Regions from separate parts of the Homo sapiens genome. Here region 2 is linked to region 1. A link is a contact called in ENCODE Hi-C or POLR2A ChIA-PET data. All regions are on one chromosome and are shown on one strand. Each heading gives the region's core, a stretch centred on a gene start or an enhancer-like site at or near the end of the contact. The rest is flanking DNA. Distances are from core to core; before and after follow the strand shown.

What was found. Hi-C counts contacts between places; a loop is a spot of excess contacts on that map. ChIA-PET counts read pairs that join two places held with the same protein, here RNA polymerase II (POLR2A). Pooled maps may share reads with other maps.
Region 2: a loop to region 1 is called in a map of OCI-LY7, with 6 times the contacts of the local background. The contact joins two enhancer-like sites. A Hi-C loop is called at or near these places in 2 of 168 maps with a recorded cell type or tissue (GM12878 and OCI-LY7), 35 of 37 single-sample maps with no recorded cell type and 8 of 50 pooled maps. POLR2A ChIA-PET finds 5 or more read pairs at or near these places in 5 of 52 experiments (AG04450, GM12878, OCI-LY7 and 2 more).

What each region holds. Positions count from the first base shown.
Region 1 is chr11:128,549,105-128,553,956 of GRCh38, forward strand. The region is part of intron 3 of ETS1 (ETS proto-oncogene 1, transcription factor); the gene reads right to left. Among named protein-coding and RNA genes, the nearest start is that of ETS1-AS1, 25 kb to the left of the region's middle. RefSeq lists enhancers at 1,905-2,446, 3,328-3,397, 3,510-3,599, 3,810-4,069, 4,080-4,189 and a cis regulatory region at 3,801-4,301. Within about 2 kb of position 1,992, at least 8 of the 41 ENCODE cell types and tissues checked have a DNase peak (open chromatin) inside an H3K27ac peak, as active enhancers do; they include GM12878 and OCI-LY7, where a contact is called at or near this core.
Region 2 is chr11:128,728,401-128,733,004 of GRCh38, forward strand. The region is part of intron 1 of FLI1 (Fli-1 proto-oncogene, ETS transcription factor); the gene reads left to right. Among named protein-coding and RNA genes, the nearest start is that of SENCR, 35 kb to the left of the region's middle. Within about 2 kb of position 2,756, at least 7 of the 41 ENCODE cell types and tissues checked have a DNase peak (open chromatin) inside an H3K27ac peak, as active enhancers do; they include GM12878 and OCI-LY7, where a contact is called at or near this core.

The sequences.
Region 1 (4,852 bases), core at 742-3,241:
AAAGCAACTTATTAATGAGGGAGCTGGGTCTCCTGCCTCGGCAGCTATAAACACAGTGAACATCTGGAGAGAGAGCCCGTGTCTCTAGGCGGCCAGACACAGCACTACAGGCTGTCCCTGCGGCGCAGCCCGCCCCCACCCTCCACTCTCACGCGCCCCTCGCCCCTCGCCCCTCGCCCCTCGCCCCTCTCCTGGGCTCCGGCTCCCACCTCATCGGCCCACCCGAAGATGTCCATTCACCCAGTGCCGCGGCCGGAGCCGAGCGGGGCCTGACGCCAGCCGGCGGCGTCCACCGTCCCACCCCCGTGCGAGGAGTTCCAGGAGAGGGGTCAAACTGCTTGAATCGCATAAGAACCCGGTGCCCCAGGGACCTTTTCCCAACTCGGACCAAATATTTGTGGTTTGAAAAAGTTGAGAGAACGTTTTTTCTCTCCGCAGCCCCCTGGGAGTCCCAGCGCAATGCTGTTACTTCCTAGGATGTTCGAGAAGCTGCGAGTTCGAGGGCGGGCCGGCGGAAGGCTTGCCTTTCCACTGTCACTCCACGAACCCAGCCCAGAGGCTTCGGTTTGTCTGTCTTGGTTTCCTTCCTTCCCGGGGACCTAAAGGGGTGATTTACATTTGTAAAGGCCTTTCCAAGCCCTCCTTCCTCGGGGCTGTTGGGGTCACTCCTGAGAGCATGGGGTCTCTGGTCTCTAACCTGGGTGTGCAGCTCTTTCTGGCCCTCACCAGGCTGGCCTCTCCTTTGGCTGGTGAAATGAGGCACAGTGGGCAGATGCTAGCACATTAGCCTTGAGCAAGATAAGAGTGGGCAGGACTCAGATGTGAGTGGGCATCTGGTTTCTTCGATTCACCTAAATCCACACTCACACCATGGCGAAAGGAAAAAGAAGAAAAGCAGCGTTTATTTATTGGTCCCCTGCGATAGGCCACGACCTTTTAACTATACTACCCTCATGCAGTGGACACAAGAACTCTTTGGAAAGAGTGTATTTCACCTGTGAAAGGTGAGGGTTGGGAAGCTCAGTGGACTTAGCCAAGGCCGAAGGCCTGTACCGGGATGTGCTGCTGGGGTCTTGAGGCATAGGCTGGCTCTTCCCACAACACCAGGCCAAACCCTCTGCTTAGACTTAACACTCTTCAATTATACTCAAAATGTATACCAAAAGACCTTGTAATCTGAATATGAAATAGTACCAGCTCAAAAGCTACCAAGGCAGCAGGAGGTGGGAGGAAAAAGAAAGAGGCCATGTAGGAAGCAGGAGCAACTTCAGTCCACAGCTGATCAGAGGCATGCCCTCCACTTATGGAGAATAGGGTCAGGCATTTGCAGAATCTCAGTATCAGATGAGCAAACTGACAGAGCGAGTGTGCGGGAGATATTAGGCATGTGGACTCTCCCTAGCGGACTGCTTGGGCTAGGCTGGCCTTGCTTTCCTTCCTCTTTCCCTGGCCCTCTCAGAGATGGGATGGGGATATATGGCAAGGCTGTTCCTGCATCAGGCTTCTCTCAGTACTCTCCCCTGGGAGTAGCTTGTCAGGGCAGCTAGGCCCCAACCTCGGCCTTCTGTGAAAGGCTGGAACCTCAGGTAGGGTTACAGCTTGCTCCTCCCAAACAGCACAGCCATCCAGGCAGAATCCAAAAAGGTCCATGTTTCCCCATCTCCCTTAATGTTTGGACTTTATTTAAAGACAGGAGTTTAATTCCCTAGTCTTGTCCTAGAAAATAGTTGGGCATTAGCATAGACAGTTCCTCACTGAGCTAGAAAATTGAAAGAATAAAATAAAATAAAGAGACTGGAGTGGCCCAGTTGTGTTTCTAATTCACTTTGCCTGGACTCCCTGTAAGTCTTCTCTAAGAAGAACCGTCCAGCCTTTTCTCAGGGACAGCATTAGTCCAATATTGTAATCGTCCAATGTTACAACATCCCTAAAGCACACACACTCTCAGGACCGTTCTGTTCTGAAGAACAAAGAACCTGACACACACCCTTTAGAAAAGAAAAGCACACCCTGAATGAGGAAAGAAGAGAGGGGTGCAGCAGATGATAGTCTGAAACACCATTCTGTAAAACCACAGACCTGCCATAAGAATAAACATTTCAGAGCAAGGTGAGTCTCCATTTAACAAGTCTCTCTGGCACTCCCTCAGCGCTCTCAACACTTAAAAGCCAAATTGGAGGCATCTGTGCTTCCTGCTGAGACATCCCACCTGGTTGTGGATAGCCCTTTCCAAACACTGGCCCAGGTTTGATCTCTCCCAGCCGCTAGGCCATATGAGAAAGCCCCAGGAGGGACTATGAACTCGGAATCTCAGCGTATCTCCCACTTGAACTTCCAAAGTTTATTTGGGAAAGACATTCTTTAGTTCCACCATTTTGTTAGTAAATTTGTTTTAGAGATTTTAGTGAGATCCAAAGCCACACATTAATACTGCCAAACTTTATGTCATAAATAAGTGTAATATTTCACATGGAAACCATTTGCTCTAGCATGTAAATGTACACCCACACACACACTTGCATAGAAGTTGTTTTAAAGGAGAACTGAGGCTTCCCCTTTTCCATGTATTTTCTCAGTATCCCGGGCATGGCACTGGTCACCAAACGTGTTCAACCAATCAGTGGGTCACTCTCTGACTCAATGAAACCCAGTTTGGACTCCCAAAATGCACTTTGGGTCAATGAGTCATAATAGCAAATATTCATATCAGGCTTGCTAAGTGACGGCACTGTTTTATGCTTTACACATACTAACTTAGTGGTTCTCAAAGTGTGATCTCTAGACCAGCAGCATCAGCAGCACCTGAGAACTTGTTAGAAATGCAAATTTTTGAGCCTTAGCCTAGAATCACTGAATCAGAAACCCTGGGGGTAGAACTCCATAACCAGTGTCTTAACAAACCCTAAAGTGATTCTCATGTACCCTGGGAGTTTCTGCTTCGATAAGTCTGGGGTACGGCTCGAGATTTTGCATTTCTAACAAGTTCTCAGATGATAGTGATGCTGCTGGTCTGGGGACCATGCTTGGAGAATCATTGGTATAGATCCGGAAACTGGGTTACAAGATTAAGTTGTCTAAGGTCACACAGTTATAACGGAAGAGCTGATGCAAACACAAGCAACCTGGGTCCAGCGTCTGGGTTCTTTCCTACTACACTAAATAGATGTCCTTTCTCATGAAGAATGGGAAGTGGCAGATAGGCTGTGAATGTGGTTGAGTGAAGGTTTTACTGTGTTCAGTGACCAAAGACATAGCAAACTGCATTCTACAAGAAAAAGTATTGTCTTGTTTCTCAAATCAATCAAAGACCATGGTAATAAGACTATAGGTTCCTCCTCATGAAGGTAAGTTGTGTTTCCTATGTTCTCTAGCTCCAGGCTGCTTCCCAGCTCTAAGCAAGTATTTTGCAAAAGTGTACTTTGCTCACAACATCACATCCATAAGTTTGGCTGATTTCAGACAAATCCATCCTTGAAATGAAAAATAATTTGATACTATAACACTTTGGAAGAGTGCTAAGTAAGCATCGTATTTTCTGATATGAACTATGACCATTCATGAGCATCATAAGGGTGAAGTTGAAATCAAATATGGACCGCTGGCATTGATGGGATGGACGAGGTCTTGTGTCCTGTGTGCTCAGCTGGGTCTCTGATGTCGGTTTTGGAAAACAGGCAGTGTCTGACTTCAGCTAGGTCTAGGCACCACTCTGAGGCTCGCTACCGTTACCCTGTGTATCCAACAGGACTGTGGGTAGGAACCAGTCATGACAGTTAATGACGGTAAAACGTCAGTGAGCTCTTAGAGACAGGAGCAAGAAACTGAAACGTAAAAATGATTCTTGTTATGGTGGTTGGAGAGAAAGGGCTGAGGTTGAGGGACAGAATAGAGGAAGGGAGCAGAGAGGAGGCAGGGTCAGTGGCTCCACTCCAGTCAGACTATAAACAGCAACAGACATTTCAGCCGTGTCTTGTGTAAGAGGCTCCATTGATTCACAAGGTTCCCTAACAGAAGGATGACGAGAAGCTGAGACAGAAAGGGCCCATTCATTCATGCAGAACACCAGCACTCAGCCCCATTGGCTCTCGCTAATGGCTCCAGGCTGATAGGGAGGAGGGGGAAGAGGCGGACGGTAGGAGGAGGTAGAAATGAAAGAAAATGATGACTACAAGATTGTTGTGAAGAAATGTACAGCTGCACAGGCAATTGCATGCAAATGTGGCTTCCCTTTTTAGCTGTATAGCTAATGTCCTCAGATTCATCTATTTTTCTCTTTCATGTTATCTTCCCCTCCTGTTCTTGCCTTGTCTTTTTCTGGGCTCCCCACTTTTTTTCCCTTTCCCATTCATCTTTCATCTTCCTTTCCCATTATTCCCTACCATGCTACTAATATCCACCTTTATTTTCTGTCCATTTTCACACATCTCTTCTTTCTTCCACCATACCCGCTTTATCATCTATTTTGTCCAATCGATTCCCGACAGACCTTGGCGCTTTAGTATTCTCTCCCACTCACCTGATAAGTCTTTCCCTCATTCATACTTTCTCTCTGCTTGATTCTCTCTTCCCCTTCCCTCCACACTCCCGCCACCCTCCTCCTCCTCCTCCTCAGCCTCTGCCCCTTCGTGAATAGGAACAACATTCTGAAAAGGCTTGCTCATTCCTTGATGGCCCCTCCTGTCAGTGTTCTCTGCACTGACAGATGTGTAGTCCTTGGAAAAGAAGTTCATTCATCCCTTCTGAGAGCATGAACGTGAAGGGGGAGCAGTGGTGGGCAGTAGCCATGAGACGGAGGACGGGAAGGAAACTGAAGTTATAAATAGGATAAAAGAAGATGAAAAAAATGTCGAGT
Region 2 (4,604 bases), core at 1,506-4,005, 180 kb after region 1:
AGAGGCCGCACCTCTTAGCTGTGTCACCTCTGGAGCTGGACCGCCCTCTCTGGCCTGCTGCTGGTGGTGCTCCTGCGTGTTGACGCTTGGACACTTTTTGAACAACATTTCTTCCATAACTGCAGTGGCCCCTGTGAGTAAAATCTCCCTGAGGCAGGTTCTATGCCTTCTCTTGTCCATTCCCCTTGGGCACCCAGTATGCCCTGAGTGTCCTTGTGACCAGAGCCACTCCTGTTTTGCAGTAAGGGAAGCCAAACAAGGAGCAGAGTCAAGGCAAACGTTCCAGTGCGTTCTGTATTGGGATTCTTCCCTTCAGGCACAGAAATTCTCATTTGCACTCCCCATTTGCCCTGGTGGGCATCCCAGCTGTACCTGAGTATCAGGTAAACCTGCCTTGGCTACATCAAGTCCAGGGATATGATGAACCATCTAGAACTAACCACATTCAATTAGTCCCCTAGCCAAGGGTGGGGTGAAGGAAATGAGAGGAACCTACAACTTTTTGCAACCTCTACTCCAACCGCCAGAGACACACCCTTCTGCCTGATGTTCTTTGACTCAAGGAGTTGAGAACCACTTTGGGTCTACACAGATATGACACAGCTACCCGTGTCTGCCTCGGTTTAGAAAGAGCTGGCTGAGCTCCTGCGTGAATCCTAAAGACAGGACGGTCATTTGAGTTTCAGCTGCAGGGATTCTTCTGCTAGGCACCTCTGCTTTGTAATCGGATGTGTACGAGGGCAACACAAAGGACTCCCAGCCCGGCTCTGCCAAGAGACTTTGTTGTGCTCCATGGTTCAAAGAAAAAAGGTAGGGGGAGAGATTAATGGAGCGAGAGGAGGCAAGCTTATTATATTTATCAACCATGTTCGCATTTCAAGTGCCCTGATTTATCTCACAGGTGGGAGGGAAGAACTGCTGGCAACCCTTCTCTCAGGGCTGTGAGTTTTGGAACAGGATTTCCTCTGCAAGTTGTCAAAGATCAGATAAAAGTCTTAATCTCAGGCACACACAGCCACAGGCTTTGGCCTCTGCCACTGTGTGTTCAGCTTTCAGTGATGAGACTGAACAATGGTTGGCGATGCTTTGCATTTAAAGAGGTGGGAAAAGAAAAGGATCAGAGTGGAGGTATGTGAGGCATATGGCACTGCCCGGGGGAAACACGAGTGCACCAAGCAGGCTCCAGAATGAACTCAGGACTCAGGACAACTGAGGTCCCCTTTTGCTCCCTTTGGTGTCCTTTTACCAGTCGTCATGTACACTAAATCAATGCACATACCTGTCACCCCTTTTTAAAAGGATGGCAACCAGATCATTCACCTCTCCTTCCCCATTCCAAGAGCCCGGTTCTTGAGAACCAGGCTGGAAGAGCATGTCCCAGGTACTGGCTGGTGGGACTGTGGAGATGGGAAGCATTTTGACCTTGTTCTCCAGAATGATTTTTGCTAAAGAGATGCTTATTTTTTCAAAATGCAATTCTATAACTTTAATGCCTTTTCAGAACAGAAGAACTGCACCTTTTAGGCACCATGTTGATTAAGTGGCCCTGTGTTAGGGAGTGCTCTGAGGAAACTATGTTGATCTGGCATTTGACCTTGAAACATTTCTAATATCAGAACACAAAGTTCATTCATGTTGCCAGAGCTAGCCAACTGAGTTAGCAAGGGAAGTTTCAGGAAACAGAAAAGTCGAAAATCTTGAAATCTGGATTCTTTCTGTTCTCAAGTCCCACTCTGATTTGTATATTATCACCACCTTGACTATGCCTACCTTGTATTGTGCATTTGTTAAGTGTGTACTGTGTTAAAAACTTTACTTATATCCTCTCATTCCATCCTCACAACCCTATTTTACAGATGAAAACTGGAATCTCAAAGAGGTTTCCTAATTGGCTGAGGTCACCCAGACTGCGGGTGTAGGCCACACGTTTACGCTCACCTTTGTGGGTCAGCCTCTCAGTAGCTGCGCTGCTCATCCTATTCATTTCTGTGCTTACTCAATAGGGAGAAGAGCTGGGTAAGGAGCAAATCGGTGCTACTAAAGTCAGGCTCAGTATCAAGAACATGCATTCTATTCTAGAATGCTGATAAATACACTGGCAGTCCCAGAAAGTCACTTCCAAAGCAGTAAAGAAGGGCTCTGGAACAGACACATGTTTTCATTTCTTTTTGAAGGCTTCCCTTTGAGAACAAAGGTGGTCTGTGGTGCTGGGCCCTTCAAGCCCTGACACCCACTCCTTTTGTCTCTGCCTCTTGGGATCTTGGGAGAGCTACACCAAGGGCTGCGTGATGGATACACCACGAAGGGGTGTATTTATTTATTTGCCAGGGAAATGTATTAGGGAGAAGCAAAGACTAATTAATGATTTTCAAGGGAAACTCAATCTATGGAATGAATGGTTTTCCCAATGGGCTGTATTTAGAGGCTCACAGAAATCCTGCATGCTTCCATTGCCGTTTCCCATCCTTTCTTAGCCTTTGCTGAATGTGTCCGGAAATCTTTTGCAAAAGAAAAGGCACCAGTCTGTTTGCCTTGAAAATGAAGAAACCAAAAGGTGTAACATCCTTCTTCCTTCTCAGGTGGAGTAGTTAATTTTACAAGTGCTTCGAGAGGTCCTGAGGAAAAGGCACATGCCATCATGTCCTCTCCCCGTGAAAGAAGTTCATAATAATCTGTGCAAAACAGCACCTTTGGATAAGTTCAATGTGGCTATATATAGACGCTTGGCCGTTTCCTGTTGCTCTTGCAGCTTGCACAGGTTTGAAGGTAGGGTGAGGCTGTGACCATAAGCCACACGGTGACATGTACATTAGCCATGCCCTCTGCTTCCTGTGCTGCTTATGACCTGGGCTGGACTAACCCCAGCACTGCTCAGGGGCAGGGAGCCCTTAGGACCTAAATGTGGGGGGGTTGGTGAGTTTGCTCTCATCTTCTCTGAGCACAGGTTGCCTGGCTGCAGATAGATGGTGCAAAACACACCAGCGAGCCAGTGTGCTTGTCTAACGGTCTGCTCGTGTAACTTTTGCACCACAAAACAAGAGGTCAAGTATGAAAGGGTGGTTAACAAATTGAGCAGCCCTTTTTTTTTTCTGTTAAAGGGGCCGTGTCAGAAAAAACAAACAAAAAACAAAAACAAAACAAAAAACAAAAATAAAACAAAAAACAAACAAAAAAACCCTTCCTGAGTGAACTTGCATGAAAAATCATTTGGCAAAACCCAAAGTTCATAGCCATGTGCTGAAAAGCCATCATGCTAGAAACGGTCATCGTGATTTGACCTCAGAACCGTCTCCTATTTTAAGATTTCAAAATGCTTAAGTAGATGGGGCGCAGCGGCTCAGGCCTGTAATCCAGCACTTTGGGAGGCGGAGGCGGGCAAATCACTTGAGGTCAGGAGTTCGAGATCAGCCTGGCCAACATGGCAAAACCTTGTCTCTAATAAAAATACAAAAATTAGCTTAGTGTGGTGGCACACGCCTGTAATTCCAGCCACTTCGGAGGCTGAGGCAGGAGAATCACTTCGAACCGGGAGGCGGAGGTTGCAGTGAGCCGAGATCGTGCCACTGTGCTCCAGGCTGGTGGACAGAGCGAGACTCCATCTCAAAAAAAAAAAGAAAAGAAAAGAAAAGAAACAAAAATTGCTTAACTAGACATGTCATGCAATTTTGGAGAAGAGATGAGTGGTAAATGTGACTCCAGCTTTACTAAACAGTGAAATAAATTAAGGCACCAAAGCATGCTGAGCCTTGTCTAAAATCCTATAGCAGAAGAGGCCAGAAAAAAATTCACTGGTTCCCTTCTTTCTCCATCCATTCAGCCAATCAGTACCAGATTATTCTCCAGCTATCTTCCCCCCTTCTCATCTAGGACATCTAAGGTAGAACCGTGCATCTTAAAAAAGCTTTTCAGGAAATTCTGATGGGCAGACAGAACCAACGTGAGTCTATGTCATTTTGACTCTCATGTTCTATATGGGCTGCTAAATAAAAACTTTGAAAGTCTTTCATGTGACAAATAGTTTTGGAGTGCATACTCTGCCAGGCATTGTGCTAAGTCCTTGGGGACACAGGTGAACAAAACAGAGGAAGACCCTGCCTCCATTGAGTGTAGTCCAATGGGAGAGCGACACAAATCACACTTTTGCATAGGTGAATATCTAATTATACATGTGGTAGGTATTATGAAGAAAAACTAGAGTGCTCTGAGAAAGACGTTAAGGCCGGATAGATACAAGCCTGGGATTGGAGAAGTCAAGGAAAGCCCCACTTTTTTACATGACATTTACACAAAAATGATTAAGATGAGAGGAATATGCTTCGTTGCTTCCAACACATAACCAAAGCAAGTTATGATTCTAAAAAACCAACTAGTTACCAAAAAAGAAAGAAAAAAGTAAATGATCTCTTGGGCTTGACATGCCCTTGTTTTGCCCAGAGAAGCACACTTCCTTTTACAATTGTTTGGGAGGTTTGTGGCAGAGAAAGAGAGGAAAAATCAGATCTAGAGAAGTAGAGTCCTTCAGCGACTTGCAATAGTGGCTCTTACTAAAGCATCTCATTGCTTCTCAAATGTGTCCAAGGGATGCTCAAAGCTGCTTTCTCAAA